Linked DNA regions of Homo sapiens: region 1 is linked to region 2. The links are chromatin loops, found by intact Hi-C in ENCODE. Cell type or tissue: heart left ventricle. All regions are shown on one strand. Links, peaks and the distances in the headings refer to the core of each region. The heading gives the core; the rest is flanking DNA.

Evidence for each region. Peaks named below come from ENCODE experiments on the same cell type or tissue, not always from the same donor. Only the 100,000 strongest peaks of a DNase experiment are listed, where the experiment ranks them.
Region 1: it touches region 2 in a loop (4-fold over the local background); 45 of 110 quality-filtered maps call a loop at or near these places.

What each region holds. Positions count from the first base shown.
Region 1 is chr18:22,555,488-22,563,351 of GRCh38, forward strand. The region is part of intron 2 of LOC124904265 (a long non-coding RNA gene); the gene reads left to right. Among named protein-coding and RNA genes, the nearest start is that of CTAGE1, 140 kb to the left of the region's middle. In heart left ventricle, for the core only: a CTCF peak has its summit at 4,051; DNase peaks (open chromatin) are centred at 3,744, 4,084, 4,354 and 4,724; H3K4me3 peaks cover 2,141 bases; H3K27ac peaks cover 2,500 bases.
Region 2 is chr18:22,184,322-22,186,821 of GRCh38, forward strand. All of the region lies in intron 6 of GATA6 (GATA binding protein 6), which reads left to right. Among named protein-coding and RNA genes, the nearest start is that of GATA6, 16 kb to the left of the region's middle. In heart left ventricle, for the core only: CTCF peaks have their summits at 1,109 and 1,309; a DNase peak (open chromatin) is centred at 1,162; H3K4me3 peaks cover 1,327 bases; H3K27ac peaks cover 2,500 bases.

The DNA of each region.
Region 1 (7,864 bases), core at 2,911-5,410, 370 kb after region 2:
AATACTTTATGATTAAATATTACCCTATGTACATTAAATATTGCCATAACTTTAAAACTGATGGGACTCTATTCCTAAGGGAACCTTTGGAAAATTCTTATTTTAAAATAAAATAACCCAAATAACCAATAATATGTGAGTGGTTAAGTAAGTGTTGCAAATCTACATGATAGTACAGTCTGTACACATTAAAATTTATATTCATAAAGGGTTTATTATAACATGAAGAAGTGCTTGTTAAATGATATGGGTGAAATAACTGTTAGAAATTTAGAATGCTAAATATGCCACAAAAAGGCTAACAAGATACAGCAACTGCTGTACTATGGGTGATCAAAATAGCTTTTCTCATGTATTTTTTTTCTTTCTGACCAAAGCACAGTAAGAAAGATGGAGCTTTGAAAAGCATTATTTAAGCATCCACAGCCCCTGTTTACAAAACTATAAAAGAGAAAAAAAATGTTTACTCATGGTAATTTCTTTCTTTTCTATCTGATTTTGTAGCATGAATTTAATGTTAATGCTACTTTAATATATAAAGAATCTGGCAAAAATCAACCAACTAGCCAGAAAACAAACAAATAAATAAATATTTCATAATCTTCCATTTCCTTCTGAAGATTTTCAGGTATATTCTATCACAAGAGCATTTATGATTATTCCATTTTTAAAATTTACAGTCCCCTTGACAAAATTTATCAACACCTCTATTTGATCTGATGATACACATCAGTTGCCAGGTACATAACAAACAGCAAGCTGTTTCACTGTCTTCATCTTGAGCTGTAATTAAAGAGTATTTACTAAGCATTACTTGAACCCAACATTATACCTGGTATTATAGCAGCTGGCACTGTGGACCCGGGCCCCGAGCTACAGAACCTTACAGCTGATGACCTGTGATCAACATACTCATCTTTCCTCTAACCACATGACAAACCTCCTGGACCCAGAGCCAAAGGAATTTATGGTTTTCCAGGGAAACATGATATTTGCTTTGACAGTTTCACATAGCTTTATCCCAAAGGCAGACAAAGAGCTGAAGTTTCATCTTCACTCGCCTTTCCTGGGATCAAGCCCTTTGATGGAAGGAGATCACTGGGAATCCATCCCTAGGCCTGGAGGTGTCAGAGGCAGAAACCAGACATACATATCCTGCTCTTTGGTCCTCTGGGAAAATACCTAGCCATCACTGCCCTCATCCACCAGTCTCATGTTGCCCGCCTGTCTCCAGTGTTAGCATAAGTGCTGACTCCCCAGCACTGTGTGTGTCTGGGAGGGCAAGAGGAGTGGCAAACAGCCAGCTGGTGACGCCTGCCCAGAGCCCTGGCAGACCTCATTAGGCTCGGACTGGTCTCTGAAATGCTCTACCACTGCTCCTGCCTGGCACCCAAACCCCTACCATTTTAAAGTGAGCTTTTCACATTCCATTCTTCCCCCAAGTCCTGCAACGTAGGGCCTGCTTTTCTCACAGCTCCAACATCAACACTTCTTTTGAGCAAAACTTTTGCATGCAATAGATAGTGCTAGTGCCAATGCATCTTAGCCAGCTTCTACAGTCAAAGTGAAACAAAGAAAGGAAACATTACAAAAATCGGTGTTGTGGAATGGAACCAGACAAAATCAGTAATAGTCAGTGTGCCCCTTTGATGACCTAAATGTTTAGCACCTCAAAGGATTTCTAAAGGTGTCATGCACAGAGTTTTGAGAGGGAGCTGGCATTTTCAGCCAAAAGCTGAGGGATCCTCTGAAACAGATACCGTCAAATATGCAGACAGGTTGCCATGAGGCAAAATGGGAAGACGTATCTGGCTGTGCATACCAAATACCATCTCAGAGTGGGGTTGTGACTTGTAGGATAGACATGAATATGATGCACCCAGCATGGCCATGCGTGGGAGCTCCTCCGTCAGGAAACGTGGTGTGTTAGATAAACTGGAAGAGATTCAGAGAGGCTGGAAATTGGGGGCAGGAGGGGGATGGTTAAGGCGGTAAAGGCGGTTTTTTAAAAGACAGGAAAAAAGGGTTAAGCAAGGAAACTCCATAAGGACCTCATAGGCCCTGTGGAAGAGTCAAAAGTCATTTAAGTGTTAAGCAGGCTTGTTGCATAATTGGATTCACGCTTTAGAAAAGTTACTCTTGCTGAAGCACGAAGAATGAATTGAAGGGGGGCAAAGCAGAGGTAGAAAGACCAGTTACAACATCTAAGTGAAGGATAACAGTCGACAATGAGACACATCAATGGATTTGGGAGGTGTTTAGGAGTAGAATTTGTAAGACTTAGTGATTGCCTAAGGGGATGTGGTGAGGGGAACAATGAAGGAAGAAGAAGAACCTCTAATGACTGCCAGAGTTTGGCTGAGGCTTTCAAGGGAATGGCAACACCACCCAATGCGGGAACAGGAGAGGCACATGAGGGATGATACGCATCAATTCAGGTTTTGGTGGATTGGGTTAAAAATATCTTTGCAAGATCTTTACTAGGTAGCTGGAGAGATACCATTGAAGACCTGTTCTATGTATAAAATCTGGAGTGGCCAGCACAGACAGTAATGAAGCTGAAGGCATGTTGTGGGTGAAAGGGGTGTCTAATAAATAGGGACGGAAGGACACTTGAGTGTTTGAATACTCTGTTCATTTTTGGCAGCTTATTGCGAATTCATGTAACAATCCTTCCTAAGAGCAAGTTCTGGAGGAAGGAAGTATGAATCGCTGAGTTTAAGGATGGGGGGTGGGGGTGCAAAAATAATCAAAGTGGAGAAATAATTCTCAGAGTTACCTTCATTATTGAGTACTTACTATGTGCTAGGCCCTGTACCGAGTACTTAATATACATTGTTCTACTGTATTTCATTTAATTCTTACAACAAGCCTACATAAAGTAGATACTATTATCTCCACTTTATGTTAACAAGAGCTGAAGTTTGGAGATTCTATTACTCTCTATCCCTGTTGTTTAATCTGATAGCCGCTAGCTGCAAGTGGCTGTTAGGAATTTAAAATGGGCAACAAAGAAACTTAATTTTTTATTTAACTCCAAATTCTCATTTAATTCAAATTTTATTTTATTTCACATTAGTGTAAATTCACACTTAAGAACTAACACTGGATTCAGTTATTGAAAAATGCTTAAATATTTTTGGAACAATGTGAGTATGTGAATCAATTTTTTCAACTCTAAGTTTTATGAAATGTAACTACAGATCAAGTATTTCCAATGAAAAATTTGTGTCTGAATTGAGATGTGTTGTGAGTGTAATTTTTCGAAGATTCACTGTGAAAAAATATATGAAATATCTCATTTATAATTTTTATATTGATTACATATTGAAATAATGTTTTGAATATATCAGATTAAAAATATATTGTTAAAATTAATTTCACCTGTTTTACCTTTTCACTTTCTTTTATGTGACTACTGGACATTTTTCAATTCCCTAAGGGAATTGAGTTCCCCGGGGCTGACGGGGAGCACGGCCTGGGCAGCCCTTTCCCGAGGATGTCCCAGTGGAGACGGGCTCACACCGAGGTGCGCGCACATGCGCGTCTGCGCGGTCCGCCGCGGGTGGACCGAATCTCACCCCGTGCCCACGACCGGCGGGCTTTCCTGTTTGCCTTTTTGAACTCTGTTTTCTTTGAGTCTTGGAGAGAGCCAGGGGCTGTGATGTCACTGTATAAACAGAGGGAAGGGTGGGGGCGAAAGTTGCATTGGAGCGAACCCGGCGGTGGAGGAGGGCTGGTGGGAGGATGGGGGTGGGGAGGGAGATTTTTTTTTTAAAAGTGGTTTGGTCTCGGGGGTGTAGGGGCAGCGGGGGACTCTGCAGAGTCCCGATAAAGAAACAGAATGGGACTGCCAGTCCCTAACCTAGGGGCGGGGAGGGGGACGTGGCTGGAAGAGACAGGGGTTGGTGGGGGGAGGTTGGAAAAATATGGGACGCCTAGAGCTAATTCCTCTGATTAAAAATGCATTAGTTTGGAGGTGTCAGGGACACGCAGCTGTTTTCAAGGAAAGCCTGGCTCCAAGAGGTCCTCCCCGGCCGGGCCGCCTGGCGGCTCCATCCCGGGTGGGTGTCAGCGAGCGCGCAGCCCCCGACGCTTGTCCTCTCCCTGACAGGGCCCTGGCCAATGTCCTGCTGCTGCGGGTCGTGGTAATTTACATCCTCTCTGTGTACATTAACTTATCTGCAGCCGCGCTGGCTGCGCTCCTTCAGTCAGCCTGTCTCCTGCGCAGCCTGGGAGCCTTCCCCGACCCAGCGACCCACCGGGCGGCCGGGGGCGACTGGGGAACCCTGGGAATCACAACAACCGCCCGGTTCCGACCCGGCCCGGACGCCCGCGGGGGCGGGGGACTCTGTGGGGCCAGGCGTGGAGGGCCGGCGAGCCCGGCTCGGGCAGGGCAGAGGCGGGCGGCCGGGGGCTGGCGGCGAACACTTAGTGGCTAATTCATGACTCATGACTCATGCGCAGGCTCCTCTTCAGTGACAGCCGGGACAGTTCCTGGTTATTTGTAGCCCCCCGGCTTTCATTTCGCTGTAATTAAGCAGTCATTTGAGGGTCATTTCATCCCCGTTATAGGTTTCTCTGTTTTAATCATGCTTTGAGTTCCAGTGGGGGCAGCAGGGAGTGGAAGGGGAGGTTGGGAAGGAGGCGTGGAGGGCAAGAGGGTAATCGTCTCTGAGAACGCGTGCACTTTTCATAACTCTTCCCGTGACAGGCCCTGGTGCAGGCTCCGCAGACGCCGACGCCCGGCGCTCCGCTCCGGGGCGCGGGCCAGATCCTCTTCCCTGACACCCGCGGTCTTCCCTGAGAAGAGGTCTGGCCCTTTTTGAGTCAGATGTTGGATTTTCTGCTTTCCCCTCTGGCACCACACTAATCATTCTCTTTAATCGCTGTAGCTTTTTAATGAGGCCAAGTAGGTATTTATGGAGCCGTCTACTCTCCAAACGCTGATGCTTGATAAGTCATTTATAACTTATCGGTGGGCTTTGCATAGGCCAAACCCAGAAGAAAGGAAGTGAGAATAAAATAGAGGCTGGATTTTACGAGGAACCTTCAGCGTATCTTCAGGTCCTAGATGGTACCAAGCCCTTGTGGGAAATGTTCAATCCATCAGACATAAGAATAAGAAACGGCCACAGCCTGTCCGAATTTTGTGAAAATTCTCTGGCTGTCATTCTTGATTTTTTTTTTTTTAATTCCCTCCACTTTCTCCTTTGGCTGGTTCATGTATTCTTTAGATATCATTTGAAGCTTCCATTCCAAGGCCAAGTCTAAGATGTTCTTTAAAGAAATCTTAAGCTATTGCATTTGGAGGGCACACAGATTGAAACTGAAAGGACTGGAAAGAAATAAAGGACAGAAACCAGATTTTCTGTCATTGCAAAGAGTAGGTGCCACAGGCTCCAAATCTCAGTAGATATTAAAGTTAAAGCAGGAGTCTGCGGTAACAGTAGGAGGGTGGTTGCTTTCAAAAGAGAAGGGAAGAGAGAAAACCTGTCCAAGAAAGGGCAGGAGAAAGAGTGAGAGAGAAACAACACAGACTAGAAAAACAAAATGAATGAATCAATCAACATATGAGTATTTAATGTGCATTAAGGAAACTTCAAAAATGTTTTCAGCCATAAAATGGAATAAAATACTGATACATGCTATAACCATGGATGAGCCTTGAGAACTTTAAACTAGGTGAGAGAAGCCACTTATAAAAGACCACATATTCTATAATTCCATTTAGATGAAACGTCCAGAACAGGCAACTCTATAGAGACGGGAAGTAGATTAGCTGTTACCTTGAACTGGGGGTGGGGGTAGGAGTAAGGGGACTGGGGGAGCGACTGCTAGAATTAATTGTGATGGTGATTGTACAACTCTGAATATGCTAATAACCACAGACTTACATGCTTTAAATGGGTGAATTGTATAGTATGTGAATTATATCTCAATAAATCTGTTACTGAAAACAGTTTCCGTTAAGTTAAATAGAAGCAGGTCCCAAAACAGCACCACTAAAAAATTCTCTTGCTAAGTGCACTGCTCCTTCCTATATGACAATGTAAACAGCAAATACTGTTCCTAGGACGGGGTCTGGTTTTTCACTTGGTCCCCAGTGCCTAGAACAATGCTGCTTATGGAAGGTACACAACAAATATTTGCTGGAAGAGAACTTGCAAATAACCAGATGGCCAAATTCAGACTTATACCACGCTCACCCTGCCATCTCTTCGCTGCACCCTCTAGCTTTCCAATATTATCATTTTATATATATAAAATATACAAATATATATTATTATATATACAAATGTATATTATTATATATAGTATCATTATTATTATTAATACAGCTAGTACTAATAACTAACAAACAACATTTTGTTTATATATTTTGTGCCAGGCACTGTACATATATTTGCTTCTAATCCTTATAAAACCCAGCAATGTAAACCCACTGAACCCAGGTCTGTCTGGCTCCCAAAGTTTTAGTCTATTATAAACACCGCCTGCTAAAAACACTAAACACAAAGGCAAGGAGAAACATCAACGAACATGCAAAAGAGAACCAGCCAAAGTCACCGACAGAGGAAACCAAAGAAAATCTGGTTTCTATGTTTATTTTAGTTTTAATTTTTATTTTTTTGAGACAGAGTCTCGCTGTTACCCAGGCTGGAGTGCAGTGGTGTGATCATGATTTCTATGTTTAAGCTGAAAGAAGTATCAAGAAGCATCACTCAAACACATCACTCAAAGAACGATGGCTTGTCTTATTTAAAATTATATCACTCATAGAACTATGGCTTGTCTTATTTAAAATTACGATAATTTTATACTAACCATGGATTATATATGCAACAGCTACGGAGGACTTACTATGTACATAGTTCACAGGAGCTTATGTTCGAGCCTGTTATAAAAGCTACTGTCTCTTAAAAAAAAAACAAAAATGAGTGCTCAGTATATTTGTCTAAGTAGTGAACAAAAGGTTTAACCGTACAGTAATGGAAACATTCTGGTTTCCCAAAACCTCTTCCTAAAGCTGAAACATTTTTGTGGAAAGTTAAGGAAAAGACCCAGAACTCTATGAAGGGCTGCCTAAATGACTACCCACAAAAGTAGCTGGGGAGAAATACAAATTAGAATACATCCAAACTATTCGAAAGCTACTGTGGTGTGTGCTTGGGCTTGAGCCTGCTGCCTAGGTGTTCATTAAGTGTTCATAATATTTCTTATGTCCATAATCCAAGATTCCAGACCCACATCCCAACCAAGACTCAGACCCGCCATCTTATCTCATGCATATTAGTTGGTATATATTGATACTACTTGTAATAATTATCCTAGAAAGACACAAAAACCTTCTAATAAAAGGTTCTATATTCCTCTATCTACTTTGCTATCAGAATTTTGCTCTAAGATTTATAATGAATAGCCCCCATTTTCAAGTTGGAAAAACCAAGTACCCCCTGAAAGTACTTACTGAAACTGTCCCAAAGATCCATAATAGTAATAGGAAAAAATCTCAGCATGTCCTTCTCCCAACTGTTAGAGATACTCACCTCCTATTTAATGTGATAGGAGGTGTTCCTTCTACTTACAAAAAATTCGTATATATATTTAATTTTTTCTTAACTAAGTCTGAAAAGGAGAGACAACCTAGGCCATAAGTATGGAAAAGATGTATAGTTTCCCTCTCTCCTTTTTATGGGCGACTCCAAAGTGAAAGTCCAACCACTTAGGCGGATGAGCTTCAAGAAACTCTTCTCAGGACTGTGGAATGTGCACTGTGTCTACAGTCATCCATCCCTAAGCATATGTGGTTGTCACCCTCTAGTGGATGATCTATGATAATAGTTGGCAGCCTCCTGTGGGG
Region 2 (2,500 bases), core at 1-2,500:
AGAAGCCTTTTAGTTGTTTTTTTTTTTGCAGACTCATGGTAAAGAATGTTTCTAGGCTTTATAAAGGTGGACTCCATGCTATGGTGTTGTGTTTTACAGGCAGGTTAGATGTAACTGAGGATTGAAAGTGGTAAATAGAACATGTTTCTTGGGAAATGAAAAGATTATTTAATAATAATTATTTTTTTTTTGAGGCTGAGTCTTGCTGTCACCGAGGCTGGAGTGTGCAGTGGCGCAATCTCGGCTCACTGCAACCTCCACTTCCCGGATTCAAGCAATCCTCCCACTTCAGCCTCCCGAGAAGCTAGAATTACAGGCATACACCAACTCACCTGGCTAATTTTTTTTTGTATAGTTAGTAGAGACGGGGTTTCACCATGTTGGCCAGGGTGGTCTCGAACTCCTGTCCTCAAGTGATCCACCTACCTCAGCCTCCCAAAGTGCTAGGATTACAGGCATGAGTCACCGCGCCTGGCCTAAAAATATCCTTTATTATGCCGTAGTCCTCAGGAGCAATTATGTAGCTAGAGGCAAAACAATTTGGTTTTCTAAAGCAGGGAGGGAGCCGCCTCTCTCCTAGCTGAAATGAGGACTGCTGCCAGCTCCAAGTCACTTTTGTTGGTGGTACAGTCCAGCTTAAATGTGGCAAAAAGACTAATTTGAATGATAAATTGCACTGAGGTCGATATATACCCAACAATGGGCTTCGGGGACTTGGAACCATTGTGGGTGGAGTCTTGTGATTTTGTGACGTAAAATTTCAAAATTTGCTATTAGCAAGTCCTATCGGTTGCTGTCCAGCGAAAGGAGTGAAAAGCCAGTGAAAAGGGCCATGGTCTGGCTAGAAGAAGGGCCTTGGGAGTTCCATCTCTGGTCCTAGGCTTATTGTCCCAGGAACTCTCACCAGGGACAGAGCAGATGGAGGTGGCTTGCTGGTCAATGCCCTTCAGAGGAAAGATCAGTTCCCCACCAGAGGCCAGGAGGCAAAGCAACAAGGATGTTAAGGATGGGGTTGGAGAGTACTAGTTTCACACCAGGTCTTCAGCTGCAAGCTTCCATCCCTGCGGTAGTCTAGGCAGCCTCCACGGGGACTGAGAAGCTGGGAGTGGCTGGTGTGAGCTGCAGCCAGGGGGCATCTCTCCGAGCTCTCCAGCCTCTGGGCTGCGCAGCAGAAACACTGACTGCCATTACCAGGGCAGGGGGTAGGGTTGCTGGCCTGCCTACCAACCTCCCCAGTTCCCCAGGGACTGACTCTTGGCCTTGTTCCGAGGGCACACACGGCTGGTGCCTGGGCTTGCAGGGTTTTATTTCATGGATGTCTCCAAAAGCCTCTACCTGCTGTGGCCATTGTGGGGAAACAGCTACTCGTCTGCTGGCTGCCTTTGGAAGCTGTCCCCCTGTAAGAATACCTGTAGTAGGCTTGAGTGGTGTCCCCAGGTTGTTTTCATGGCGTGCCTGCGTATAACTGTGGATCCCTTCGCACTTTTTGATGTCCTCTCTGGGTGGGCTGAGCCTTCATGTGTATGGCATGGCCCATGTGGCTGCCGAGTAGCTGTGAAGAGTCTGCTGGAGGAGCCATCTGTGAGCAGCTGGTAGAAGCATTTCTAAAAGGTGCCTGTGTTGACAAAGGTGTGTCATTTTCCCATTTTGGTCACAGTGCATAATGTTAGAGGGCAGCTGGCTTTGTGACTGATTGCCTGTAGGATTTTGTGAAATGCTGTGGGTGAAGAAAATATCAGATCCACATAGCAAGGTTGTATCTGGTGTTTACAAAGTATATGTATTACATACACAGCACCGAGGTTGGCTTGGAGTTTAAGCCTCCTAAGGTAATGCGTCCACCCCACGGATCTCCAGTGCTCCCTGTGACTGACTGGTAGAAATTAGTAGTGCAGGGTGACCCTCGTTTGATGGGGCCACGGAACTACAAAGCAAAGGGCGATCTTAGGCACCCTCCCAGCAGAAGGTGGAACTGGGGGCCACATATCCCTCCATTTAGAGATGTAAGTAGCAGTATCACTGCCTTTCTTTAATGACTGTGAGTTATAGCAAGGAAGTAAAAAACTGTTCCAGAGGCCCACATGAAACATGCTGTTTACTTTAATTCCCCACTGAAAAATCAGTTGTAGGAGATCACCGGTAGGCATTCCCAGCAGGCTTATTGTAAGTCCTGGGACATGACAGGAACAGGGTTCTGACCTGCCTTTCACGTGGCCATTTAAGTGATGGCACCAGGACCTTAGCATGACACAGAGTCCTGAGCTCTCTTGGCCAGGACGAAAGGAGCCACAGGAGCTGAGTATTGTGGAAGGGGTCTATCGTGGTTGTCTGCTTCTGGGAGAGGGGGCTCCAGGGCTCCCCTCCCCTAGCAGGAATGAAGGTGTGGGCATAATTCCTAGTGCACGGCATTCTTCCAGGATAAGTTGTCCTAATGCCACGAAAATTTTTGTGCTGCTCTGAAGCCTCATGTCTTAGCTTTATATACTTGTTAATCTGTGCC